Regions from separate parts of the Homo sapiens genome. Here regions 1, 2, 3 and 4 are each linked to region 5. The links are chromatin loops, found by intact Hi-C in ENCODE. Cell type or tissue: heart left ventricle. All regions are shown on one strand. Links, peaks and the distances in the headings refer to the core of each region. The heading gives the core; the rest is flanking DNA.

The links. Hi-C counts contacts between places; a loop is a spot of excess contacts. Peaks named below come from ENCODE experiments on the same cell type or tissue, not always from the same donor. Only the 100,000 strongest peaks of a DNase experiment are listed, where the experiment ranks them.
Region 1: a loop joins it to region 5, with 8 times the contacts of the local background. A loop is called at or near these places in 73 of 110 quality-filtered maps.
Region 2: a loop joins it to region 5, with 3.0 times the contacts of the local background. A loop is called at or near these places in 9 of 110 quality-filtered maps.
Region 3: a loop joins it to region 5, with 6 times the contacts of the local background. A loop is called at or near these places in 23 of 110 quality-filtered maps.
Region 4: it touches region 5 in a loop (4-fold over the local background); 70 of 110 quality-filtered maps call a loop at or near these places.

What each region holds. Positions count from the first base shown.
Region 1 is chr5:81,505,545-81,509,544 of GRCh38, reverse strand. All of the region lies in intron 5 of SSBP2 (single stranded DNA binding protein 2), which reads left to right. Among named protein-coding and RNA genes, the nearest start is that of ACOT12, 110 kb to the right of the region's middle. RefSeq lists a silencer at 2,309-2,458. In heart left ventricle, for the core only: a CTCF peak has its summit at 2,386 (motif pointing left); no DNase peak of the experiment used is centred there; H3K4me3 peaks cover 1,029 bases; H3K27ac peaks cover 1,490 bases.
Region 2 is chr5:81,776,185-81,782,751 of GRCh38, reverse strand. LOC107986384 (a long non-coding RNA gene) reads left to right here and starts at 3,942. Exons shown (of 3, transcript XR_001742518.1): 1 at 3,942-3,994; 2 at 4,152-4,281. In heart left ventricle, for the core only: no CTCF peak of the experiment used is centred there; a DNase peak (open chromatin) is centred at 3,491; H3K4me3 peaks cover 1,118 bases; H3K27ac peaks cover 1,648 bases.
Region 3 is chr5:82,104,297-82,110,863 of GRCh38, reverse strand. All of the region lies in intron 3 of ATG10 (autophagy related 10), which reads right to left. Among named protein-coding and RNA genes, the nearest start is that of ATG10, 140 kb to the right of the region's middle. In heart left ventricle, for the core only: a CTCF peak has its summit at 3,390 (motif pointing left); no DNase peak of the experiment used is centred there.
Region 4 is chr5:81,852,691-81,857,874 of GRCh38, reverse strand. LOC124901018 (a long non-coding RNA gene) reads right to left here and starts at 4,677. Exons shown (of 6, transcript XR_007058843.1): 1 at 4,618-4,677; 2 at 3,845-4,014. RefSeq lists enhancers at 743-792, 5,134-5,184. In heart left ventricle, for the core only: a CTCF peak has its summit at 3,163; no DNase peak of the experiment used is centred there; H3K4me3 peaks cover 582 bases; H3K27ac peaks cover 2,859 bases.
Region 5 is chr5:82,162,490-82,169,056 of GRCh38, reverse strand. ATG10 (autophagy related 10) reads right to left here. Exons shown (of 8, transcript NM_031482.5): 4 at 4,520-4,658. Among named protein-coding and RNA genes, the nearest start is that of RPS23, 110 kb to the left of the region's middle. In heart left ventricle, for the core only: a CTCF peak has its summit at 2,941; no DNase peak of the experiment used is centred there; H3K4me3 peaks cover 335 bases; H3K27ac peaks cover 1,381 bases.

The sequences.
Region 1 (4,000 bases), core at 1-4,000, 660 kb after region 5:
GACTCAAGTGTGTCCTAAATATCAGCATTGGTTTCCTGCAGTTACTGAACTAGTGTGATTCTGGTCATAATGTCAAAATACATATAGTTAATGAGGAGTAGCTGCTTTCCATGGGTAGAAATAGCAGCAGACAATCATAATTCAAGTTCACACCCCAGTTTCTAATCTAGTTCCAAAGAGATGTTGACCTTCAAGAATGATCCAAATCTGGAGAACCTGTGTTGGAGTATCAGTTCACAGTTCATAAACTCTAATACCCAAGATCAGGCACAATCCTGATTATTAGTTCAGTACAAGGCAAGGAGGAATGGAAGCAACTGGAAAAGAGCTGATGTGGCTCCTTAAAGTAACAAGGCCCAGAAGGCTGGCTAGGATAAAGACTCAGATTCTCCAAAAAGCCAGACTTGGATATTAGGGAATTCCTGGTTCAAAAGAGACTTAGTCAAAAGGGTGCTAAATAGTTTTTCCAGCCTCTCCTGGTTGCAACTACTAAATTCTGAAGGGTGGTTACCTCCTATTGCCTTTGACTTTTAGATAATGATAATATTTTAAACTTATATTCTTAGTAAATGCAAAGCTTATTTTGAGATAGCTTGAATGGACTAGACCGAAAAAGAATTTAGCCTATTAGAATTAGTGAATAAGTAAAAGTAAAGAAGAATAATTTATAATTAGCAAATGAAGTCCCCGCCTAAGTATTTCTGAGCTCTACTTACTTTGTGATCATACTCTAAAAAATACATTGAAACATTTCTCCTAAATAGACAAACATACTCCTTTTTTTCCTGTTTATGTTACAGAACAAGCTCCCTCTTCCATGATAAGTATAGACTTAAATTCATTACCAAGTGGAATGATCACAAACTGAACTTGTGAATACATAACAACTACATTTGAAAAATAGCAATGAATTAAAGTCTAAAATAAATAATTATGATATAACTTGGTACACTTAATAAATCCATTCTGGAAGGCAGTCTTTAGTGTCTTTCTATTTGTGACATTGTTCATACTTAAACTTTGATGTTTTTATTGAAATGAGAGAGCCTCTGTTGCTGAGCAGGAAACCAATTAAGTAAAATCAGTAAGACTAGTCGGACATGCAAAAGGAGGTATAAATTTAATAAAATAAAGCCATTTAAAGTATGACATGTAGTTATTTACTTGGAGTCTGTTTTCAAATGAGTAATTTGTATAAGAAACCCTATAAGTCCTCAGAGTGACACTATGGAACTGATGAATGACTTTAGAGCAGCTTTCTTAAATTGGGAAGTCTTGCTGCTTGGGATCCAGAGGGAAGAGAGTAGACATGGCCATTGATCTAACTAAAAGTTTGGCAGTTTTTGTAGAATAAAGTACAGTATCTTGGTATGGTGTGAATACACATCCATTGTAGGTACCCAGAACTGAGTTTTACTCTTTTATATCTCTGTCTTATTCAAAGATTTCATTGTATGCTAAGAAATTTGAGTTATGTATTAAAAGCATCGATATGCTATTTATTCATTCTTGTGGCATTCATACAAAAGGACAGGCAAAGGACTTTGATTCCTGCAATATAAATAGGCAGCAGCATTCCTTAGACCAAGTGGATTTTCTTCTCACTTATGTATAATGATCAAAATAATTTACTACTAATAAAATGCACTAAATAACACAAAAGTACTAATTCTTTTGTTTAAAAAATTAGATTATTAACTCTGTTACCTTGTAAAGTTCTGTAATTTTATGGATGAGTAAGTAACAAGGAAGCTTCTCTTGTGAATTTCTATAACTTATAGAACATTAATGCAATGGACGTTTCTTATTTTAACCAAAAAAATATCGAGAAGGGTAAAAATGCTTTTTCCTACTTTATGTTCTTTACCACAAGAAAGCTTTTAAGAAGGAAACTATAACTTCCTTATCACTCTAATAACCAAATACATTCATATCCTTTATATAAAAACACAACGTAATCTTTTAATAGGTGCTAATGTGGATAATATCTTTGATTCTGTAACTAATCTGGGATATACCTGTTAATATCTAATTTTGAACTCTATATAGACCTTTGTTTTCTTTTATCATGTATTTTGATTTTTATCTTGATATATTTACTATATTTTAGTCACTAGATCTTTAGTTTTATTAGATGAAACTGTTGAAAACTGATAATATGTTGATGTTGGGTTGTAAATTTAAGACTTTGACGTGGATAAGATTATAAATACATGTTAATGAAAAAGGATACCAAGTAATTTAGTTTCAGACCAAGGTGATCATTCATACTTTAAAATCTAAGTAGAATGAAACTCTGATATAGTAGAAAATATGTGACAGCAGGTTTTAAGTCACATTTGGTTTGCAGGCCTAAGATTGGTAGTGGTAAAGCTGCCTTGCCATCTAGTGGTAGTTTGCAGATGGCTCCACTTGTTCAGGGCCTTTTTCTAGACTTTCTATTTTTAGCAAGGCTGCACTGTAGCAAGCTGACCTAATGCTTTGACATAGTAATAACGCAATAAGAAAAAAAAATAGTAAGAAATTTCCTCTTTTCTCCATGGTGGTGTTATTGACTAAGGAAGGCTCCATATAAACAACATTCATAAAGCAACAAGGACAAAAAGCTCAAAGTGTATAATATTTTTGATATTTTAAAAGAAAAAATCAAAAATGAGAAAAATAATTATTTAATATGACACTCAAAACTAAAAAAGAAAACCAATAATATATGGTTTTATAAGTCCTGGTTAAATGTTTTTGGGAGATAGATGTTTATTTCTGGAAATAAATTCTGCATTTTGAAGATACCTTAGTATCTATATTCATCTACTCTGCTATTCCTATTCAGACTTCCTAAATCCAGCCGTTTATATACATATAGTTAAATAATCTACATGCCCTCTCAATTTCCTTCTGTTATTAGTCTTGGCATTACCTTCACTTCCAGTGGTTTGCCTTTCCTCTTATCTTTCTTGACTATGGTTGTTTCAGAAATTAGTCTCAGAAAGTACTCTAAGCCAGGAGAAACTCCCTTTCCCTCTTAGGAAGTTATAAATACCATCTTAGATCTTAGATAAATGAACCAAAAGATTACTTGTTATATCCTTCTTAGTTTGAATGAGTAGGGTACTGAAACTCTGAAGTAGAATTAATTTATTAGACTAGAATATCTAACAGCATTAATATATATAGTTTAAAAAAATTCAGACGTTAGAAATAGTATTTCTCAGAATTAAATACACCTAGGATTTAGATAGTGGAGGTGAGGAAGTTGGCTTATTTATCAAACCTCAAGAAATAAAAATTAAGTTTAATTTTCTTAAAAATATAATTTTGTATCTTTAAAGAACACAGATTCTAAATGTTGAAAATAGAACAGATCTTTCCCTGTTATAAAGATAAAAGCAACTAAAAAAACAAAGGTGCCTAACAGCTGCTGGCTTTGATAATGCTGTCCTGCAGTTGTGGTAATAGTTTTTCTGGCCTCAACTATTAGAACAAATTAAAACTGCCCAGCTTGAATAACTAAGTAAGCTTTTTTAAAAATTGCAATTCAGGCAACTAAAGACCCTACAGCAGTAACTGGATGGACAGAGAGCAAAGAAGGGAGTGTCAGGTATTCAGAGTCTTTACTTGGGTTTTCCAGTTAGAATCAAATGAAACACTTTCCTATTAGAAATCCAATTTTTTGTTGTTTATTTGTTAGCCAAACTGCGTATTTAGGAGAAATTTAGGCTGGTCATTCTAGACCAGTATTTGGTTTTCCTTTCACTTTTCATGCTACTCCTGCAAGCCAAAGATGTCCAACACATTTAGTATGAAACAATAAAGCATCATAGTTTAAAATCACATCTGAGATAAGAGCTTAGCTATTGTTCAGATCATTTGAAATTATAGTTTTTCTTTTGAAAATATTATTGAAAATTCTTCCGAGTGCTGTAGTTTTTATTGACATTTCTTGATAAAAAAAATTTATATAGAGAGGAAATTGTAAATATGCAAAGGCTATTTATAACAC
Region 2 (6,567 bases), core at 1,307-5,306, 390 kb after region 5:
AAGGCAATGTTATCATAGGAGATGACAGCTCCATGACTGTTATTGCCCCTGAAGACCTTCCAGTGGGACAAGATGTGGAGGAGGAAGACAGTGATATTGATGATCCTGATCCTGTGTAGGCATCGGCTAATGTGTGTGTTTTTGTCTTCGTTTTCAACAAAAAAGTTTCAAAAGTAAAAAAAAAAAGAAAATTTTACAAATAAAAAAGGCTTGTAGAATAAGTTTACAAAGAAAGACATTTTTTTGTAGACACAGTCATGCTCTGTCGCCCAGGCTGGAGTGCAGTGGCATGATCTCAGTTCACTGCTGCAACCTCTGCCTCCCAGGCTTAAGCAGTTCTCAGGCCTCAGCCTCCTGAGTAGCTAGGAACACAGGTGTGTGCCACCACATCCAGCTATATTTTGTATTTTCTTTTTAGTAGAGATGTGGCTTCGCCATATTGGTCAGGCTGGTCTCAAACTCCTGGACTCGAACTCCTGGCCTCAAGTGATCCACCCACCTTGGCCTCCCAAAGTGCTGAGATTACAGGTATAAGCCACTGTGCCTGGCCAGAAAGAAAATATTTTTGTACAGCTGTATAATATGTTTGTGTTTTAAGCTAAGTGTTATTATAAAATAGTCAAAAAGTTAAAACCTTATAATGTTCATAAAGTTAAAAAGTCACAGTAAACTGAGGTTAATTTATAACTGAGGAAAGAAAAATATTTTAATACATTAGCATAGCCTATGTGTGCAGTGTTTAAAAAGTCTACCGTAGTGGGCCGGGTGCGGTGGCTCATGGCCTGTAATCCCAGCACTTTGGGAGGCCCGGGCAGGTGGATCATCTGAGGTCAAGAGTTCGGGACCAGCCTGGCCAACATGGTGAAACCCCGTCTCTACTAAAAATACAAAAATTAGCCAGGTGTGGTGGCATGCGCCTGTAATCCCAGCTACTCGGGAGGCTGAGGCAGGAGAATTACTTGAACCCAGGAGGCAAAGGTTGCAGTGAGCCGAGATCGCGCCACCTCACTCCAGCCTGGGTGACAGAGCGAAACTCCATCTCAAAAAAAAAAAAAAAAAAAAGTCTACCATAGTGTACTGTGATGTCCTAGGCCTTCACATTCACTTGCCACTCACTCACTGACTCACTCAGAACATCTTCCATTACAACCTCCATTCGTGGTAAGTGCCCTATATAGGTATACTATTTTTTATCTCTTATACCTTATTTTTACTGTACTCTTTCTAAGTTTAGACAAGTTTAGATATACAAATACTTACCATTGTGTTGCAGTTGCCTGCAGTATTCAGTACAGTAACAAGCTGTACAGGGTAGTAGCCTAGGAACAATACGCTATACCACATAGCCTAGGTGTAAAATGTGCTATATTAGGTTTGTGTAAATAAACTCTGTGATGTTCACACAATGATGAAATTGCCTAATGACACATTTCTCAGAACATATCCCCATCATTAAGTGACACATGACTGCATATTTTAGAATCAGCTTATGAATTTCTACAATAAAGCCTCTTGGGATTTTGCCTGAGATCACATTGAATCTATAGATCACTTTGGAAAGAACTGACGTTATGACACCATTGAGTGTTTCAATCCATGAACATGATATCTCTCTGTTTATTTAAATCTTTTTTCATTTCTCTCTGCAATATTGTATCCTTTTTCAGCACAGAAGTTATGCACTTCATTTATTAAGTTACTTCTACGTATTTAAAATGTTTTTTGAAGCTATTGTAAATTTTGTTTCTCAATGTTATTTGCTTTCTTAAAAATGAAAAATCCTCATTGTTTTCTTATTCTGGAAAATATAAAGATATAGAAAAGAAAGTATCAATTATAATATTACAGCCTAAAGATTATTATTAACATCTTGGTGTATATCCAATACTCTTATTTATATTCATACCTACATATACATATTTTAAAAATATAAATGATGAATCTGTCCTTTGAAAATAAAAATTAAGCCAAATCAACATCAACATAACCTAAGAAGCATTGAGTGACTATCCTAGACCTACTTTGGGCATTGATTTAAAAATCCCTGTATATACCCATTTTGGGGAAATCAGAACACATTTTTTTCCAACAGAAACAATGTTTAAAATGGTAGATTATCAATTCAGGCCAAGCACAAACAAACAAAAAAAAACAAAAAACCCCTACTTAACCCATAATGGCTTTTAGCCTTCTGTCCCTGGCCAATTTTTATTTATTTATTTATTTTTATTTTTTTTGAGATGGAGTCTTGTTCTTGTTGCCCAGGCTGGAGGGCAGTGGCACGATCTCAGCTCACTGCAACTTCCGCCTCCCAGGTTCAAGTGATTCTCCTGCCTCAGTCTCCAGTGTAGCTGGGATTACAGGCATTCGCCACCACGCTCAGCTAATTTTGTATTTTTAGTAGAGATGAGGTTTCACCAAGTTGGCCAGGCTGGTCTCAAACTCCTGACCTCAGGTGATTCTCCCCACTCAGCCTCCCAAAGTGCTGGGATTACAGGCATGAGGCACCATACCCGGCCTGTCCTGGGCCAATTTTTAAATCCTTCTAAGGTAGCACAATCCCTATGCCTTTATTCTCTGTAAGCCTTGGGCCTCTTAAAATCCTCTAAGGAGAGAGACCCAGGATGGAACTGGTGGAGGAGCTTGAGCAACAGCAGGAGCTGGGAGTTGGGCAGGGAGCCTTGTACGATACTGACTCTAGGGTTCCTGTGTCTAAGCCTCAGAAGTCGGGTGGACTCTGGCAGTAGAACCGAGTAGTGCCAACTTTTTTTCTGTAGTAATCTTTCCCAAAGAAATTCTCCTGAGGCTGAAATTCAAGAGGTCTAACCTCAAGGTAGTCATGTTGACCAAGAAACATAGCCTGTACCTAAAAGGTAATTTCAGAATAATTGATTGAGTTCTTTATTTGCCTTTCTCAAACACCATGCTGTCAGCACACAGTCCACAGCCTCCTTTTCTACCCCTCTTGACTTCCTATAGCTTTTCAAGAACTCTCTTCTCTAAATCTTGAAAACCTTTTTTCCTAGACATATCCCATGTGCCTTTTTCCTTCTTCTCTTCTCTTTCTCTCAATTCTGCATTCTCTAGCTCTAAAGAAGCATCTGGCAATGACAAGACCCTCCCTGAGGACACAGGGGCAAGGACAATGCTGGGAAGGCCCCACATGAACAACGTCCACCAAACGTCCCTGAGTGGAAGCTTCCTAAGTCAGGAAGAGCCTGTGTAGCTTGGAAGACTTGTGGGAAGTTCTGAAGGCTGGGGAAAGATAAAACTTATTCATAAAAATGTATAGCTCATTCTCATATGTAAAGATCATAGATACCTCAGAGGGAACTTTAGAGGCATGTCATTTTCAGGAATGTTTTATCCACTTTGCTTTGAGCCTCCATTACTAAACCATGCAACAAATTGTCTCAGCCCTGAGCTCCAGAAGGGCCTAGGTTTGGAATTCTGCGGAGCTGCAGGTCAGGAGGGAGCTGTTTTGGCAGTGCAAAACAGGGAAGCTGGCACGGCGGCTGTCTGTGCTGTGTTGATCTTTTGGTCTGATACTTGTTTTTAGTTTCACTTTCTTTTAATTATGGTCTTTCCATATCTGACCTTAACAGCACCCATTCTTTTGGTTTGTTGGTTAATTTTAATGATAACAGTGTATTACCATTAGAGTGGTTTCTCAGGTCACAGTGTATTGCAGAGAGCAGATTGTTAATTAAATGGTAATGTTTTCTGAATTTGGAAGTAATTTCTAAAGTTAATAGTTATTAGTTACCTTGAAATTGTAAAACAAAATCATCAGTATATAAAATCAGTACATAATTAGCAAGCTGTCCTCCAAGAAGCAGATCACATCATACTGTGTCCAAAAGGAACAGCTTTGCTGACAAGGCACTGACATAGTTAAGAGAAACCATGAATCACGTAAGGGGCCAGGAAAATGGTGCTGCCCAGCTCACATTCAGAGGCAGCATAATTTATGAAGCTCTGAGGACAGTGGGAGGTAAGCTGTCAGAAATGCTAAGTCCTCTGTGGAATTATTACATTCCCTTTGAAAGATTCGATGTCATTGAAACGAGGTAATCTGGGGAAGCTTGGAGGTTCTGTGCAATTGGGGAAATATGCAAAGATACTTGGAAATGAAGCCAAATTTTTTTCAGCCCTTTTCCCACTGGAAATCAGGCCCAAGGTCTTATGAAAACAGACTTTCTTTTCAAACATCAGGAGGAAATACTGCAAGAAGGATGCCCATGGCACTTTGAATGTTCCGGATCCACCAATATCAGAAAGGTCAGAGCAATGTAGAAACTGCGTGGACTGTGACTTTCAGATCTGTGTTTGCTTCCTCTCTGAGCACATTCTTTTCAATTATTTAAGATCAGATATTGTCTATGAGTTCAAGGGGAAAAGAGAATGAAAAAATTAGCACTATATGTTGATGAGTTGTGCAAACTTATTATCAGTTATTATATTTATTATTACTTCTGATAAGTACTTTCTAACACTTACTGTTGAGTGCTTACTGAGTGCTGAAAACAGTGTGGAGTGCTTTGCCTGGGTTATTTTACTTAATCCTGCCATAAATATAAGCACCACCTTCAGTTTACGGATCAGGAAACTGAGGCTTAGAGAAGCCAAGCAACTTGCCCAAGATCACACAATTTATCAGTGCTGGAGCCTATATTCCGGTCAGTTTCTTTAGCTTTTATAAAGGTATCAAGTTTTAATCTAATAAAAATATTAAAATGACTAGATCTACTTGACATTTTGGAATTGAATAAGATTCACCTTGAGGTAGAGTCCTCTGGATTTTGGCATAGCAGACTGACTATTTTTTTTTTGTCAAATCATTTTTATACAATTCCTTTCTGGTCCATAATGGCTCTGTGCATGTACTCTCTGAATATAGATGCAATCACTTCACTGTTAATGCCTACAGAATGTTTCCTCAGTAAGAAAGAAAGTTTATGCAACTTTGGAAAATGGTGTCTGAACACCAGTCCAAAACCACCTCATACGACTGTCAGATTCTTTTTTTTTTCCCCTTTTCTGTTCATATACACAGTTCATCCATTATGACTTGGATCATCAAGAGATTTCTTTTAATGGGTTACATTATTTTCTGTCACACAGCCACTTATTTCCTTGGAGGTCCATTGTACACACTATCCATTTTCCATGGGGGTAGGTAGTCCTGTTTCTGAAGTATTTATAAGAAATTTTATCATGGTTTCTATGGCAATAGACCATGAGAACATTCCTTCAAGCCATTTAAGATGATAATTCACCAAAACAAGTGCATTTATTTTTGTTTACTATTCGGCCATTGAAAGGTCTGGGGTAACTTAGTTGGCAGTTTGAAGAAACCTTTTCCTTCTCACTTCTGTGCATCAGGCAGCTACCTGGTCAAAAAAATTGATTTTAAGAAACATGAATGGCCACAGAGCAATTTTAGCAACAGTTTTTGCTGAACCTTTTGTGGTAAACATTGCCATTTCCTAGGTGCAGAGTGATTGGACTTCAAAATGAACCATCAAGCCCACAGGCAAGCTTAGTACAGAAGGCAGGCCTGCTTTCCAGGATAGTAGTTAAGCTTTTCTCTTCTGAATCAAATATCAGAAATAAGCCTTTCCCATTTGTGTATGATACCAGAATAAATAGAGGCCCCTCACAAGGGAAGCATTTTGATTCAGCTCAATTCAACAGATGGTTATGGGGACATAGTGTGGCATTGCAGAAGGACAGCAGGCTTTGGGCTCACCAGAACTGGATTCAAATCGTAGCTTTAGCTGAGGAGCCCTGAGAAAATGACTGGCCTGCTTTAAGGCTCTTTCCTCACTTGGAAATTAAAAACAATAATGCCTACACTGTCAGGGTGTTCTAAATATTAGAAATAATATATATGTAAACTGGGACCTACTTGGTCCTATCTTGGAGAAGAGACAGAGGCTAGAAACAGAAGTAAATCACATTCTTTACCTGGGTTTCTCAGAGCACAATAAAAGATACCCTGTTTGTAATCTACGACAAATTGATTGGGAGAAACATGAATGGCCACGCCTTTCTCTCATCCTTCTCCCCGAAGTCCTGCTCTCCTAGGGCTAATCTTTCTTTTCCTTCCTCTTCCACCCACCTCATTAGTTCTGTCCCTCTGGCTCCAGGTCTCTTAATTCTGCATCAGAAATGCCTAGGAACCTGGAAAAAGTCTGATTCTCCTCAGAGAGCAGGGAAGAGGAGAAGCTGCAGAGCAAAAGCCAGAATTCTCTGTAGATGGCAGAAAGGGCGTGGCCAAGACTGCAAACACACACCCATAAAGAGGTGTGCGCTGGCATATGCACAGAAAACTCAATTCAGTGCCTGGGACCTAGCAGGTTCTCAATGAAAAGGTCCTAGATTAATAAGCGCCCACAGTGTGCCAGATACCTCATAAGTATGCAGGTTAGAGCTCAACGAGGGGGAAAATAAGATCCCTACTTCAAGGAGTTCATAGGGTAGAAGCTGTTCTTGAATGTAGGTGTCTATTTTAAGCTGTTACCTCATCACTAAAACAATGAATATGCACTCAGTTATTTCCAT
Region 3 (6,567 bases), core at 1,236-5,235, 58 kb after region 5:
GGATTTTAATATTTTTTATTTAAAATAACAGGCATACAAAATTGACAAATGGGATCTAATTAAACTAAAGAGCTTCTGCACAGCAAAAGAAACTACCATCAGAGTGAACAGGCAACCTACAAAATGGGAGAAAATTTTTGCAATCAACTCATCTGACAAAGGGCTAATATCCAGAATCTACAATGAACTCAAACAAATTTACAAGAAAAAAACAAACAACCCCATCAAAAAGTGGGCAAAGGATATGAACAGACATTTCTCAAAAGAAGACATTTATGCAGCCAACAGACACATGAAAAAATGCTCATCATCACTGGTCATCAGAGAAATGCAAATCAAAACCACAATGAGATACCATCTCACACCAGTTAGAATGGCGATCATTAAAAAGTCAGGAAACAACAGGTGCTGGAGAGGATGTGGAGAAATAGGAATGCTTTTACACTGGTGGTGGGACTGTAAACTAGTTCAACCATTGTGGAAGACAGTGTGGCAATGCCTCAGGGATCTAGAACTAGAAATACCATTTGACCCAGCCATCCCATTACTGGGTATATACCCAAAGGAATATAAATCATGCTGCTATAAAGACACATGCACACCTATGTTTATTGTGGCACTACTCACAATAGCAAAGACTTGGAACCAACCCAAATGTCCAACAATGATAGACTGGATTAAGAAAATGTGGCACATATACACCATGGAATACTATGCAGCCATAAAAAAGGATGAGTTCATGTCCTTTGTAGGGACATGGATGAAGCTGGAAACCATCATTCTCAGCAAACTGTCACAAGGACAAAAAACCAAACACCGCATGTTCTCACGCATAGGTGGGAATTGAACAATGAGAACATTTGGACACAGGAAGGGGAACATCACACACCAGGGCCCATTGTGGGGTGGGGGGATGGGGGATAGCATTAGGAGATATACCTAATGTAAATGACGAGTTAATGGGTGCAGCACACCAACATGGCACATGTATACATATGTAACAAACCTGCACATTGTGCACATGTACCCTAGAACTTAAAAGTATAATAAAAATATATATATATATTAAAAAATAAAATAACAGGCATAGTATGATCAGCAGATCAATGGGGGGAAAGAAGGAAGGGAAGGAGCGAAGAATTAGAAAGGGAAGAAAATTCTATTTCTGGTTATCTAATGTATTGTGGTTATTTGAGGGGTAACTTTTTAATCCCTCTTTTGCATTTGAATTTTTTATAGTGAACATATATCATTATAAAAAATAGTGATTTTTTTCTCTCATAAAAAATCAAATAAAAAGTAATAAAGACAAGAAATCAGGCTTACAAGAGCATTATACAGCTTTTGGAAACTAAAAAATAAGTTTGATCCACAAACAACTCTCTTGGATATCAAAGTTAAGAGTTCACAGATTTCAGCCCAAGGTGTGAGTTCTCTGGGATCTTTTAACTTCTCATAAACTGAGTCATGAGGCGGAAGTCTACTTTGTATTTTAGTGCCCAACTAAAGCTCTGTGCATATTTAGGAAGTCTGGTCTCCTGAGTGAACAAATCTAATGACCTCTCCTCAGTTCCCATACTGTCCCCTACAACAGTTGATTCTGCGATGGCACCCTCTTTTATACTCTGGGCAAAGGCCTTGCACACAGCAAGAATGCAAATATTTGCTGATTGAGGAACAAGGCATTCCCCTGACCACTCTCATCTCTGTCAGAGTTTGTGCAGGCTCCTTCTGTCTCTTATTTCTTACCTTAGCCTCCTATATGTAGTCTTCCACCAAGGTTAGGCTCTCATTTCATTTCTCTTCTTAGTCTATACACTTTCTCTGAAATATATCATCGATTCTCAAGTTGTAGCTCTGACTTTTCTTCGGCTCCAAATCCAAAATTTAAAGTATGTGCTACATATTTCTATAAGATTGCCTTCAGGATCTCAAATCTGACATGCCAAAATGGAATTATCTTCCCCCCTATGCCTGTTTCCCATCCCACTCCCCTAGCTGTTCCTTCCCTTACATCTATGGAGGCAATGGCAACACCATTCCTGCTTCCTGGTCACATAGTCACATAGACTGAAAATTTGAGAGCTATCTTCAACTCCTTTTTCTGCCTTGTGTTTAAATATTTTATACCTTTGTAATGTCTCTGATGCACATTCCATCCTTCCTATCAACACTGACATCATATAATGCAAAAACAGCATAACATGATAAAAAGAATATCAGGCTTAGACTCAAACAACCTAGAATTTGAGTACCACCTCAGCTCTGACTATGCTATGAGACCTCATATACATATTACTTGACATTTTCAATATATATCTTCAAATCATAGGATTATCTTGAGGGATATATACACACACATATACATGAGATATATACACATGTTATACATACATATATACACATATATACATATATGATATGTACATAAATATTATATAAGAGCAGTATTATTGCATATACTGTGTGTATATATATGCACATATATATAGGTGTCTAGGGTTCTCTGTAGATACACAAATATGTATGCATGTGTATATATATGTATACTCGCAAATACAAATGAAAGGTATTACTACAACCATTACTCTTATTATTATCCACGATGATATAATGTCTGACCTTACCTAGTATAAAAATGTCTAATCTTTAATCTCTCAGTTCTCCAGGCAAGCTTTCACACTGAAACAAGTATTATTTAATCAAAACATTATTTGTTTCCTCGAAATGGTGTGCAGTTTGCTCTCCTCTGACAACAGAATAAACTCAAAAGCACTTAGCACGGATTTCAAGGTGCTCCATTATCTAACTCTACCTTAGCATTCTGACCTCACCTCCCAGTACATAACCCCTCTATCAACCAGGTTCTATCTAGCCTCAGGCCTAGAATTGTCTTGCTCTAAGTATACCCTGCATTCATGCTGCTCCATTCAGTCTAGAATTTCCATTTTTGGAAACCTCTTATTCAAAGTCCAATTCAAATGTCACCTTCTCCATAATATCCCTATTTGTTTTTTATTAAGAATTAGCCCATATTCTACCTTTATTATCCTTCTGCATTGTAAACAGAGGATATTTACATTTCTTTCTCTCCAACTAAATTATAAATTATTGAAGAATAGAGACTGTGGAGTATTCACCTTTGACTCTCCATCACGCATCAAGTCTTATAAACAGTAAGCATTTACTGAATGTTTATAGAATTAAATTGCATAATAAAGCCCCTCAAGTCTTTTAATTTCAGAGAAGTTAAAACTATACAGTAAAAATGTAAAATCAACAAATTATTCATTGTAGACATTTTTTAATGCAAGTGAAAGAAAATATTTTTAAAATACATTGTAAGCTTTAAGGTAAACAAAAATATTGTTTGGTGCTCCCTCTGCTGGCTTTGCAGAAGCAACTTAAGAATGTTGAACAATAACACCACAAAGAAGTAAACATCAATTCAGCTTAGCTGCTCCCTTTATCTCCTGCAAACACCCAGAGTAGAAACTTTCCACTGAGTTCTTTTGGAAATAATCCTACATGTAAAAAGGTTTGTCTATGAAATTTGTTTACAGGGACAAAACTGATCTTAAAATTTTGCTGATAATAATCCTGTCAGAATTCTTGTTTATACCTTTGTTTTCTAACTAAACCACCGACTTTATGTATAAACAGTTTTAATTTTTAGCTGAAACTGTTGAGAAGCAAAGTAGAATAAGATCTTTTTGCTTTCTATTTAATCTATATATATATTTTTAAAATTGATTAGGAACATAAGAGGTTAAATTCTTCTTGTGTTCCTAAACAGAGTTATTCTGAGTACCCTGAAGGCATTTAATTCCAAAACAGGAAGCCAGAGAGAGGAACACTTGGTTACACTAATGTTATGCAGATCTTTTGGAACATATTTTCCTAAACACTTGCTGAAAGAACCTTTTCTATACTGCATGCTATCACATGAAGTTGGAGAAGGGTCCCACGGATACCACAGTACACTGACTGCTCAAATTGCCCCTTATTACTTCTCTATTTTTCTCCACTTATCTTACTTTAAAATGGCCATCTGCTTGCTCATAGAAGGGGGTAGGAAAATCAGGTGGGGGTCAGGGAATGTTTATTCATACACTATAGTTTAATTGTTTTGCATAAATGTGTATAAGAGCTATGATATAGCTTATGATAGTCCATTGTTAAGAAAATGATACCATAGTAAGATTAACCTGAGACCAGCAGAGGCTGTTAAAGATTGGTGTCCTTTCTAATAAATTCTTGTTTTATATGCTTTTAGCTCTACTATAAAACCTCTGTAATCTAAAACATGTTAAATGAGATCTCACCCTGGTAAATGAAACAAAGAACAATGGTAAACCACAGGCAAGTGGAAAAGGCAGTGGATTCATGCAGTTCAGAGGTGTGCATGCTGGAGCTACCTCTGTTACTGAGCAAATCACATAACACTGTAGGGCTCTATTGCCCAACCTCTCAAATACGGCTTCATACCACTAGAGATGAGCAAGCTGCTATGATCCCGTGACTAAACAAGTGAACTAGAAAGGTCCACTTTAAGTTACTGAGGTAAAAGATGGTAAAATAACACCAAGGTGGGTATATTTTTCATACGCTGTTTGATCTTATACACCATTTCAATGCCATTTTTAAAAATAGCTCTTTTTCTTACTTTCTTAGTTAAATGCAGTTATGTTTTAAAGAAAGTAAATGATTACTGAGCAATTACCCTCTATGCTGGAAATTAAGGTTTCATGCACATTCTTGATTATCCATAAAAATGAAGTCTTGTAATATTAAATGCAACAGTTTAGTCAGAAGAAGCCAAATAGGAAAAATAGTCAATATATTTGATTTGATTATAGTTACTTTCAAACAATGTATAACAAAATTAATTCTATTCTTAATTTTTAGACACTAAAAATTGTTATTGAAATCAGGTATTTGAAAGTCAAAATTGTATTTTTAGTCCATTCTGCATAGCTTGGAAATCATTTTTTCCTTAAGAAATCTCCATGTGAACAAGAACAAGGGTTTAGCCACTGCAGTAAGCTACTATTGGCATTCTTGTGCCGAGATTCTTGACTGTTAGCCTCTGCAACTGACAAAATCAAAGCCTGGCTGGTGACTGGGTGCCACTCTGTTAGGTGGGTGCCATAGGACAATGGCAGCCAGGCACAAAGGAGTGGGGAGAAAAGAGTCAGAGTACAGAAGGGTATTCCCAGACTCCCTCTGACTCATTCAGTAAATGGCAACCTCTAAAATGCTGAGCTTCTGTTTTTGAGCAGAGCTGTCAAATCATTAGATTTGTTTTTGGAATTTCAATTCATGAATATGTCCTCTAATGTTCAGAGGGCATTCTCACTGAAATATACAGTTACATATATGACTGCAGCAAAGAAATTCTTACATCCCAAAAGATTTAACAGCAATTCTTCATCAAACAATGATTCATTCCACTTTAAATTATCAAATGCTCTATTCCAAATGATACAACAAGGTTTCAGAGCTGTAAATTAGCTGGCAGACAATATCTAAAAAGACATTTTGAAGTGTGGAAAAAAATATTCAGAAAATGTGATTCATTTTCATTTAACATAATATAAACCCAATGATGAATGAACACAGGAAATTTACGATGTGGTTTATTGCAAAAAGGAAACAGTAGTATCCAATAAAATCTATGCTTTTTGCATTCCTTACAGTAATCAATTTACCCTATTAACCAATACCAGTACAGCAAATTACTGAACAAGTTCTGTAGAGAAGAAAGCCATTAACCAGGCTCCCGCTTTGTTGACGTCATTATGTGCAAGTGTGTGGTAACATCAAACACTGACATTGTTAGGTGTTCGCCACAATAACTCAGTGATTTCTAGATGGATGCAGCATAAACTGATCACAAAACCAATTCAACTATGTTACATTTATTTCAAAACACCTATAACATCAACAAATACTAGACACTTTGAAACAAAAATACATTTAAATGAATATAACTTTATATTCTAGATGTTTTTCCCCTGGAAAATAATAACAAAAGACCTTGTATATGACAATTCAATATAATCTCATATATAGGTTTAACAATAAAGCTTAAGTTGTCTCCCCCTTAAATCAGTAGGTCTCTAAAGGTATTATTTATCAGATCCTTGCTGGACAGATAATTTAATTAAATAATGGTGTTTAAGAAAAAACTATTGAGTTTTAAATTATTGTAACTCTCTGCTCTTTCTCTTGCCTTCAGCTAATCCCAATATGACAACCAAAACCAGTACAGAATCTGGTCAGTTAACATTACTACTTAATTTACCTATAAAATCGGATGTTAAATCAGTTGTTTGAATAGTGTTCAGAAAAACAAATTAGTTGTATCAATTTTTTATATTAATAACTTATAATTGCACAAAATTTCATCTAAAACTGAAAAAAAAAAGTATTTTAGCATGACCTAAAAACTGACAGTTAATTTTCAAGAGAGAAGATGAGAAAATTCCAGTATGGAGTTCACCTACTTCATTCACCCTATGGAAAGATAACAAACTCTTTCAGAACTATTTGGCAAGTGGGAAC
Region 4 (5,184 bases), core at 1,185-5,184, 310 kb after region 5:
TGCCACGCCAAGGTTTCTCCCCGGTGGGGTATGTGCCAGGCGTCTCCTCTGTGCCTCCCTGTGCTGGGTCCTCGCGTGCTGCATACTCCCTGGACTCGGTCCCACCTCCACCAGCCTCCTAGGCAGGAGGAAATGCAGAATCTGCTCTACCCCAGGTTGCCGCTGACAACTGAAAACTGAGTCCAGGGAGACAGCGTCCTGGGCAGCCTGTTTTTGCTTTTTCCCAATCTGTTCAATTCAGTTTCCTGCCGACAGGAGCGTTCTCTTTTGCCAGCTTTAAATCACTGAGTGCCCTGGGCATAGGCCCGGCCTCTGGAGCTGTGCCCAGTGCTTGGCCCACTGCTTGGCTCACTGCCCAGGAGTTGTCAAGTGTCTGGACAGGGTATCTGTCCCTTCAGCTGCCTGTCCTCCAATCTTCTCCTTGGAACAGTGAGATGGGACACATCCATCCCTGTCATTTTTCCAAGCCTACCCAAAAGCTTCTTCATGCCCTTGTTATGGGAATGGCGCAGTATGGTTACAAGCATGGGCTAAATGGGGAGGGTTCTGGGACTTTTAAAGGCATTTAGGGATTCCTTCTGAGCCCTCCAGTGGTCATAAAATACTTTAAAGGGCTTCTGGGCCCTGGGCTGTGGGTTCTCCAGGAACCACAACCTGAAAGCAGCCTCTGCTTACAGGCCTCTTCTAGAACTTCTTCATCCTTAAGATCCTTTGACTAAAAATAGTTTTTTGGGGGTGGGGGCGGAAATAAACCTGGCTAATTTTATCTTTAAAGAGCTTTTAAGTGAGGCTGAACCTGTTAATCTGTGCTCTGCCAGAGGAGGCCTGATGGGGGCACACTACAGGATACAGACTAGAGGAGAAGAATCAGGCGTGTGGCATAAAGAAGGAACCACCAGCTAGGAGGAAGGATGGCAAGGCTGGAGAATCCTGGCAGGTCAGATTTCCCACACCAGGCTCCTAAACACAGAGATTTCCATCATATGTAAATCTCCAAAGTAGGATGCATTCAGAAAATTGTAGGAAAGTAAACATATTATTTTTCCACTAGGTAAGTGGCCATCGCACATGTTACATATCTGGAAATTTAAGTTAGAGCAGCTTGATCCTTTTCATATCTAATTCTTAGTAGTAGTTCCAAGCCAGGTTGGTATTGCTTATTAACAAAACCGAGGCTTCTTCCCGCACCCCCCACCGCCCACCATAAAAAGGCAGTTATCCCTATAACATAAATCTATATATTAAAAATTTTTGCTATGTTTCCAAAATCATAAGCAAGAGAACCAGGTTCTTTTCCTAATTCAAGATTCTTTATTTCCATATAAACAGAAAGAAATGTCTGATTAGGTTTTTAGAAAACAAGTTTAGCTTGCAGAATAAGCCATTAGAAAAAATCTCAATTTTACCTTTATATACAGCACATTTGGAAAGAAAAACAATTGTGGACCAAAGAAATCATGACATGCTAAAATGTAATTGCCGTGATGACTCTGATTACAGCCACAGTCAAAAGATATTCTAAACTTTTAAACCCACAGTTTAGTTAACTTTTTTTCATGTCTCCTCATTATAATAACAAGTCATAGAATAAATGGTCATTTAGAGCATTATTTATCTAATTCCCACATTTGCAATGAGCTGGAGATACTTTCCACATTCCACTTTTAAAAATTCACTAAAAATTCTTTGGGTCGCAGGAGTAAAATTAAACATCCTGCCATGGATAATGGTAAGTGAAATTGCAATCTGTGGTCCTGGGTGTAAAGATTAGCTTCACTCCAAAGCATTCCCAAATAGAATAACTTCAAATGCTAAACTTTTCTTTAATATTCCTTATGGACAAAGAGATTCTATAACAACTTGAGGAAAAAAACCTATTCTATGTTGTGTGAAAACGTTAAAGATATTTTTATCTATAAAACTACAATTATTATCAAGGGTTTACTAACCCATTTAGGATTTTAGAATCTTTCCTGTCTCATTTCAGCATACGGTACTTTTTGGCTAAATACATAAACTCATTATAATTTCAACACAGAATTTTTTACAGCAGCAGCAGTAGCACTCCCAAACATGTAAAAACATGTTACAGGTTATAAAACAGCAACAGATTTCAAGTGCAGTCAAAGTAATCTCAGATTAAAACTGGCAGCAAGTCCTAATAAGCACATTCACCCAAAAAATAGCATTAGAGATTGGACTGGTTATTAAAAACAAAGAAGGAAAATAGAAATAGGACATGAATGTAGCATAATACAAATACACACACACACACACAAACACAGCGAGACAGAGAGAGAGAATATAGTATGCATAGGTATTAAAATACATATATATTTTAGCAGACAGAAAATCCCAAACAGCCCTATAGGAAGCAGGTATCTCTCTCTCACAGAACTGCTTTCATTTTGACCCAAATTTGCTGGCTTACTTGAAATGATTTTACCTTTCTCATTACAAATTCATTTAAAGTAAAACTGTAGAATCTTGAAATTTAGAGCATCAAAAATTATTTATCTTAAGGGAATGAATTCTGCCATTATTTAATTTCATATACTATTTCTTTTCTTTTGTCATTTTTTGGTGTTAAATTTTGCAAATTTAGTCTAATGCCAACCAGTGATCTGCCTGGGAAACTTGCCTTAGCAGGCAGATGTCCAGATCAAAAAATAGCCTAGCCTATCTTTATGGAAGAAATATACACAAACATTCACACATCATACAAAACAAGGTTGAAATGGGTGGGGCCACTTGATTGACGTCCATTTGTCACTTTCATTGGAAAATTTCATGGGCAGCTTCCAATATGCTTAGACAAATTTAGATGAATGAAAGCGCTGACTAATGATGCTATTATCTATATACCAAATATAGAAGAAGGCCTGAAAACTCTGAGTTGCTCATGTGAACTACTAAAACGAGGGGGGAGGAGAACTTAGAAAAATGAGAAAGATATATGTTAAGACAGCAAATTAATGAAAAGAAATAGCATTCAGATATGTAAAATGATAAAAGATCTTAGTGTATTCAACAGGGCCAAGTCTTTAAGAATTGCAAAAAATGCATTATCTACCATCTTTTTAGCAATAAAATTATTTTAACCATCAATAACTAAGGGTTGTTATTTTAGGAGAATGAAGTCAATACATTTGTTTCCCTGAGGCAGGCAGGGGCAGTATTGTGCTATTCCTGAACTTCATTAATATTCATTAATTTTTAAAGCAGTTTGGTTAGCTTTGGCTATTATCTATGCAGATATTTTGCCTTTAAATAAAAATAATGACAAGAACTTCATTATTTAAAAATGTAATTAGCATGAAATTCAAAACCTATGTTTTCATTAGTGGACACTATTCACTGGAAAGTATATATTTTTCAGAAAGATCTGTTTTAATTGAATTTCTAGGATAAAATTCTAAAAGTCATGCTGACTAATATAACCTAAATGTAACTGAAATTAAACTGAAAATACTTTACAAATTTTTCAAATCAATCTCCACTTTAAAGAACACCATAGTTGACCCAATTAGTTCTGCAAATGAATTCAGTTGTTTGACATTCTTCAGCATTTCACAGTAGACTATTTTCACCCATCCAGCGCCTTAGATCTCTAAAGACCCCAATGCACATTTAGTGATATTTACCTTATGAAGTAACTAAATCCAGATGAGCATAGAGCTCACATCACTGTAAAAAGAAATTGTTTCCTCGTGCTTCCCACTCCCATTCCGGAACTAGAAACTGAAAACTCTGAAAATTATCCTTGTGCAAGTAGGGAATTTCAGACAGAAATGCAAAATAGTTTTATTTGTAAATAAGCCCAACCATAGGAAGCATACAATACCTTGTTCTGCGAAAGGCCTCCAGTCTTTGTAAATCAGGCTTTTTACACTATGACAGATGAACAACCAGGGCAAATAATTCATGCACATGGAGTTGGAAATGGAATTCTCCACATGTCCTTCATTCACCTGTCCACACTGAGGTCCAATATGTTGAGTAGTACTTTGTGGACTATAAGAAAATAAGTAAATAGAAATACCACCCGAAGAACAGGAGTCTGAATAAATAATTAAGGGAAATTTTTGAGGCATGGCCAAGGGGAAAATTTTACCGTAGTGAATAGCCAAACTTTTCAAAAAACACATTTCTCTCTGCCCTGCCACCATCCCCCCACCGTGTGTGTGTGTGTGTGTGTGTGTGTGTGTGTGTGTGTATGTGTGGGCGCGCGCGCATTTAAGGACTGCCTGCTCTATAACTGTATTTTAATGCATTTGATTTCTGTTTGTCCAAAGTACCTTCCAGTTTCAAGAAACGCCCCGGTTATATTTTCTTCAGATTTTGTTTTTTTGTTTAAGGTAAGCTGGCCCCTTAAGACTGATACAATTTTCCAGTTTAGGGCAGTTTGAAAAAGAGGAGAAAGCATCTTGCTTCTTGCTATTGAAGATACATGACTGTAGACCTAATTTTCCTAAAAACATACTCACTAACAGATGACCAACAAGAAGAGAAAATTCAGCTCTTCGCTTCCTAAATGGATGAAACCTGCCTCCCCACTCCCACAATATCATAGTGGGATAATGAGTAATATTAATCTCTTCAGAGATATTTACTCACTCCGACTTATTTTTGAAGAGTAGAGAAGAATGTGGCTGCACCCACAGGTGGACAGATACTGAACTCTCTCAGCCGCCCCATCTGCCTGGACACCACGTGGGGTATTACCGCAACCCCCTTTCTGTTCTCCCCTGTTTGAGTGCAGTACTAGTGGCTTTCCGAAGCAGATACAAAGTTATTATCAGTGTCTGAAGTTCCAGCCCCTCCACAAAAGCCTGTGGCCCCCAAGTAGCACCCCTTCATGAATGCCTGTGTCTCAACTCTGCAAGGCCGACCTTGTCCTCTCCATCATCTGAGCAGGATTGACCCTGTCCGGGTAAAACTATGGAATGGAAAGTGTTAATCAGAGTCCCCAGGCGCTGGTGGAGCACCTGGAGCGTCTCAGCAGGGGAGCAACTGGAAACCACAAACATCAAACTGTGTTGCTGCAACTTGAACTAAACGCCGAGACCTGGCTGAGGAAGTCAGTTAAGTTTAGACCAAATGGTCTTAATCAAGGATACCAGAAGAGACCTCTCAAAGACAGAAATGATGGTGCATCCCTGCCCTCCAATCCTATGGAATTTT
Region 5 (6,567 bases), core at 1,294-5,293:
AGCCCTCCAGCCCCCATAGCTTGGCACTCACTCTCCTCCCCTTCTACAGTGCTTTTCCTAACCTCTTCAAGAAACCCAACCTGTGGCTGTCCTCTACAAGTTGTTGGACAGAGCTATGGATATTCTACTTTTATTCTTCGGCTTCCTCCAACCCCCATCTTTCCTGTTTTGCTGTCATTCTCCTCTATGCACTCCAAAGATGTCCTCTTATTGCAAACCACAGACAATCCTTTTCCTGCTTGATGATTTATATGCTGCTTTAATTCCAAACTTTCCATTATTCTTTCTTTATCATGGCGTTTATCTTAGTTTGATTCATGCTGCCTTTGAGAAGGAACTATTCTTTGATTATTTCTTTTGCCCTGTTTCTCCATGAGCATCCTTCAGGCCTACAACAAGTGGACAAATCTTTCACATGAAATATTTAGGCTACATTTTTAATTCTATACCCTTTTTTCCTGGGCCAATAATAGAATGGTCTCCATAAAGGACAGCCATTCCTTTGCTGAATGGAGGAAAAGATTCCTCCTCTATTCAAATGCAGCCCTGCTGACTAATTAAAGAAATATGTCAAAACAGCTCCCAAGAAGAACCCATATGTCATCCAAAGAATTAAATGTTTTGAAAATAAGAAGAACCACTTGGTCCATTTTTCAATAGAGACTGAGAACAAATGAAAAGAAAGAGATGAATCAGAATTCAAGATGAAATAAATATAGAAATCTCTAGCTAAATGTAAGGAGAAAATATTTAAGCCTAGGCCTCTGGTAAGGCAAAAGGCCATTATGTATGTGCCTAAGGGTTTTACCACCTTTGTAACATTTGCCACTAGCTTTTGATCAAAGCTGAGCCCTCAAAAGGGAAAATGAGACATAAAAAGGTCAGGGAATAAGAATGGTAGGGAATGGATAGAAGGCTTTGGCATGATACAAAAAATTCTTTAATATGGTATGCTTCAAAAACAGTGGGAAAAAAAGAAAAAAAAAACAGCATGCACTTGAAGATGTCAATGCTTTGTGGGAGTGGATTTACTAAACTATAAGGCACTATTCCAATGTAGGCTATTTATTATTACTCAACAGACGTGCAATTATGTCTCACCCTCTCCTGAGTGACAAAGGGTATTAACTGTGTCCCACCACCTCTCCCAAACCTACAATGACAAAAGTAGTTAGAGAAAAACAGAACATTGGGATGGAAGGGCTTATTTCTTCTCTTAAATCCACGTTGCCCACTTGGTAACTGAGCTCCTGTACACCAAAGTAGTAGAAATGAGAGGCAGAAGCAGAATGCTGTCTCAACTTGGCTGTCTGCCTTCAAGAATTAAATAAAAATACGTGTTTATAGAAGTGGAACAGCTGCTTCAGCTAGTTTGGATACCCACTTTTGAGTCCTCAGGATGTTCTATTTTTCTAAGTCCACTACTCCTATAGTCTCTGAAAAGTATCAGACTAAAGAGTAAAGATACATAGATGGTTTGGGTCTTAGGTCTCCTGGAGACAACAGAATTACTTCCTCTTTCAAAACCTGGCATAGCAGTTGAAGTAGGCACCATCACAATGTTTCCATTCTTGGGCTGTATTTTTTAAATGACTAGAAATTCTTCTTTATCGTTTCACTTAACAAATACTTGATGCTGTGCCACAGCTGAATAAGCCATATATATACATACATATATCTTATACATGTATACACACAAAGCCATAAATAAAGCTTCTCACTTTGTAGGCACTCAGTATCAATTTCCTTCACTCTTGTTTTTATCTTGAAGCTCTATGTTCCAGCATATCATTTTATAGATATAAACAAATATTTCTGCTATAGTACAAATTGTGATATAATAGAATATATGATATGATATGACATGACATGACATGGGAGCGACAAGAATAGATGGCATGTTAACTGAGTCTTGGGCTACTAGTAATTGGCCTGGTGGAAACTGGACCATATAAAGAAAAGGAATTCAAAGTCTAAGGGATTTGCATTTCGAGAACCAGAGTAAAGATTTCTTCTGAAATCTAAACAAGTTGATACAAGAAAGGGTAATGTAAATTTAAATGGAAACTATTTATTACTTGTTTTGCTTTTCCTTAAAAAAATAGGTACAGGGAGAAAATTTAGAGCAAAGCAGAGAAATTAATTTGTACTAACAATCAAATGCAAAAGAAATTATAAATATCTGTCAAAAACAAGGCTAAGTGAACTATTTTTGAAGCAACAACAACAAAAAAAGACCCCTGGGCAAGAAATTTTACAGTCATCCTCTTTCTAGGTCGGAACTCTCTTAGAATGAGACAAAGAAAAATCCGGGCCTGGAATAAGAGGAAGACATTAGGAATCCTTTCACCACACTGACAGAGATTTGTTTAACAAACAGATGAAGGGCCAGAGTAATCAGATATCACAGGAAAAAGTAAGGAGAATAAAAAAGACTGGGGGGGGAATAAATGAAAAATTGTGACTCCAGAGTAAAGGTTGATACATTTTAAAAATATCCATGAGGTTAAGTTAGGTGGAAAGAAAAAATAAATTATTAGAATATGATAAAGGAAAGAAAGAACCATTCTTCATGTTTCTCCACCAGAAAACATTCAGTATGCTGCACAAAAATTAAATTTGATATTTTAATGTACCTGAACAAGCACTAAATGAATTCTGGGCCAAAATAAAATTTTAAATTCCTAATACCCACTCTACACAACACAAAGCAGTGGTGGTGGGGGGCGAATGCTTCTACATAAAAACAAATGACTTGTTTTGGTTTACCTTTATAAGGCATAAATGGAGGGCATTGTAAAAGTATACAAATAGAAGCCAAGAATGTTAATTGTGTTTTTTTAAAAGAATAGAAAATCGTGAAGAAAGGATCACAGAAACTACACCAATGTCATTAAAATATAATTGGACTTGCAGGAACAATTACTGTGCTGTACTGTAAGGGGAGCTGTTGGCACATAAGAGCAAAGCACACATATGAGCTCATCAGCAGGCCTTGGCAAGACCCACTTCCAGCTAGAAGCAGTCATGTTTCAACACCTCTGATTCCCTAATGCTGACAAGCTAAACAACTTGTTTTGTCTCTGGGAGCTCTTCTCTGGTGATTAACTGCTTATGGTGAATACTAATTATATGAAAGTACAGTATTGAAGAAGTAATGTCTTATTTCCTCTACCTGCAGCCTCGACTTGTCTCTGAATCTAGAAGGCAGAGCCATTGCAAACCAGAACCAAGAAAGACATTTTCCTCCCCCTGAATAAACAAATATATCTCCTACTTTTTAGTATAGCACAGCTCACTGACAAGAAACTTCCTTTAACCTCTGGGCTCCAAACCAAATATAATTACCATAAAATGAGTGTTTTAAAGGCTTGTAATAATTATATGGATAAATCCACAGCAAGAGTTTGTGAATTAGTGAACTATCAGTGTCCTCCATTCCCCATGTCCCATGTTGAAAATTTACCCCAAATTGTCAGTTCTTAGGAACTGCACCTCAGATTAAAATCTTCTCACCAGGGAGTCTATGAGAATTTCTTCTTGTGTTTTAAATCCTAAGTGCTTGTTAAACTGCCAACACTGCAAAATTAGAGACCATTAAACAATATAACAGCAAGTGATTAAATCTACCAAACATACATTCAAGCAGCTTAAGCTACTTTTGAATTAAAAATAAAATATCATTGGCTAAATTCAGATGTCTTAGCTATCCAGAAAAAAGTCAGAAGGCTGTTCAAAATGCACAATGCTGCTGATAAGGCCAGATACAAAAGGAGAAATAGGGCAAGGGGTTGGCTGAACAGGAGGCTCATCTTGGTCCCTGGGCCTGGGTGGCAGCACATCCCAATGCTGACCCGGTTTAGGCAGTGGACTCTAAGCGGGAAGCCATGGCTGTGCTGCAGAGTGAGGACGCCATGTGGCTGCTGATTAAATAAGCTTTATTAGCTAAGGCCTCCAAGGAGACAGGGTATTCCACCTTCTTGGCAGGGGAATGAGTTGAGTAACAGCATCACAGGAAGCTAAGGCATTGGAGATGTATAGATGGCTGAAGGAAATGTTAGTGCTATTTTTAAATACAGCTTAAGCTAATTGATAAACATTTCTTAAAATAATTATTAGCTTTTGGGGAAGGAGGCACAGGAGCTTCTGAGTTAATTGGATCATCTGAGATTAAAATAAATTTTTACTGTAAAGTTAGAAGTAAATAAACATTGTAGCTTTAAGTTGTTCCTACTTGTTTAAAGTAAAGAAAAGAAAAAGGGCCAGGGGGCTTAGTCAACTTCAGGCAAAAGGCCAAGAATCTGAAGATCAGACTTAAGGCTGAGATGATATCATTCACGCTGAAGTCTTGATACCCTTTCTGAAGCATGAGAAAATTTAGTGGTAAAACCTTACCTCACCCACAGTTTTCTCATTTTTAACTCTATTTTTTTTCCTCTGGAGAATAATTTTCCAAATATGCTTTTTGCTTTATATGTAAATGTTATAAATTTACTTTTAGCTTCAGACATGTTCTTACCTAAAAAGCTTGCCCTAAAGTAAAGTACAGGCACTTGGTAGCTACAGGAATATAAGACATGATACTCATATTTAATCACTTCGGACGCTGCTGCAGTTTCAATCACTTCACAATCATCCAAGGGTAGCTCGAAAGCCTCCTAAAAAAAAGCAAAAACAAAACGAAAACGGGTTTCTTAATAAGAAAAGTACTAACATGGAGAGGAAAAGAGGAGATTTTCTTCTCACAAAATAACAGTTAAATAAATATAAGGCTATGAGGCAAGGAAAAGGGAGTTTCCCATATTAATGTTTAACATTTGAGTCCTGGGTAAATAGTAAAACCAGAAAACATTAGCATTAAGTAATTCCAGATTGTTTTTGAGACACAAAGAGGCTCTGGATAAAGAAAAAGGAAAAAAAAATCTGAAAAGATCTATTGCCTGAAAAATCTTTACTGTACAATTTTAGCAACAAGATGATGGCTATATAAGCTACCTTCTTCCCTACCTGTGAAAGCTAAAAACATCCTAACAATTGAACAAGAGGCTGTGAAATGTCCCTAAAGATTCTATTGTACTTGCCAAAAGATGATTCATTGTGTGCTGAACAATTCCCAGTTCCATTTTGAATAAGAAAGTTATTTTGCAAGAGGTTGAATTTGTTAGGTATATTTCAAAACCTGAGATGATTCTGTTTTCTTCATTATTGTGCTATCTTTGGTATATTTCTACAATAAATCTTGATTTATAATAGAGTAGATGGCAAATATTAATGTCAACTTGAACAGAGTTTTGTAAGCAGAGATGATGATAGTCATCTCACTTCTCACCTGATCATTTTTTACTGGTTGATTTTTGTGTGTGGGGCTTTTAAAAGAATGTACCTTACTGTTTAGAAGCAATTAATTGGACATGTTGAGTCAGACCCTGGTTCCATCCACTTTCACTTATTTATTGGGGTTGAAGAATTTCCTTTGAAATTAAATTAGTACTAGAAGGAATGAAGCAGGTTGGTTTAGCTCATTTCTACCTCTCATTAAAACAGTAACAACAATGAACAATCAGAAATAACTAAGGAAAGATTTCATACTTTATCAATATGAAATAAGGTTTCCTGTGGAGATAAGCAAAGCCCCAGACTACTTTCAAGATCTGTATCTCCTTTACAGATAATTCTGTAATTCCCTACTCACAGTCAGTTCACTGGGGAGATATTACAATGGATAAATCACAACTGGAGATGTTTACAAAATATTTTTCACTAAACTCCAGTAAACACCATCAATTAAACATAATAAAATAAACAGAAAGAAATCATGGAAATAAATATGCCAGATACAGAAAATTAATACAGTAGCAAGAAAAAGATTTTTCTATTTTGTTTTCTTTTTAAATTTTCACTAGGCATAGGTATCTGTACCTTCTATTACATCAATTCTTTTAACCAAATTCTTTCTTTTTGGTCAATAATTGGGTTGCTTAGCATTTATAATTTCCTTTCTTTCTTAATATTATAAAATAATTCTATCTTGGTGGTAAAAATTACAAATATTGCACAAGTACATAAAAGAAAAAATGAAATTCCCCTCATCTCAGCACTCCTATACCTCAGGTTTGTAACCATCGTTAACAGGCCAGAGTGTATTTTTTTTAGACTTTTTGATTTTTGGCACACAAATACATATACACACATAGACACACACACACCTCCTCCCCACCCCCGCCCCTGCTTAAATCCTGCTATACATACATATGCTCCTAGAGTGGATATTTTCACTCGTGGGCATCCTGCCACGTGCTGCCAAGTCACTGCTATAGATTTAGTGCCTTTTAATGCCTTCTCTATATTTCACTGCATGACCACACCATAGTTGCTGTTGTGTTTTTTTTTAACATTTCCATATTGCCAGATATTTTAGGTTGATTATAGTTTTCTGCTACTTACAAATAAGGCTGCAATGAATATCACAGCACATATACCCTTGCATACCTCTATTTTTTCTATGGTGCAGATTCCTAAGGGTGGAATCACTGTATCAAAGGATATGAGCATTTTAAATTTCAAGAG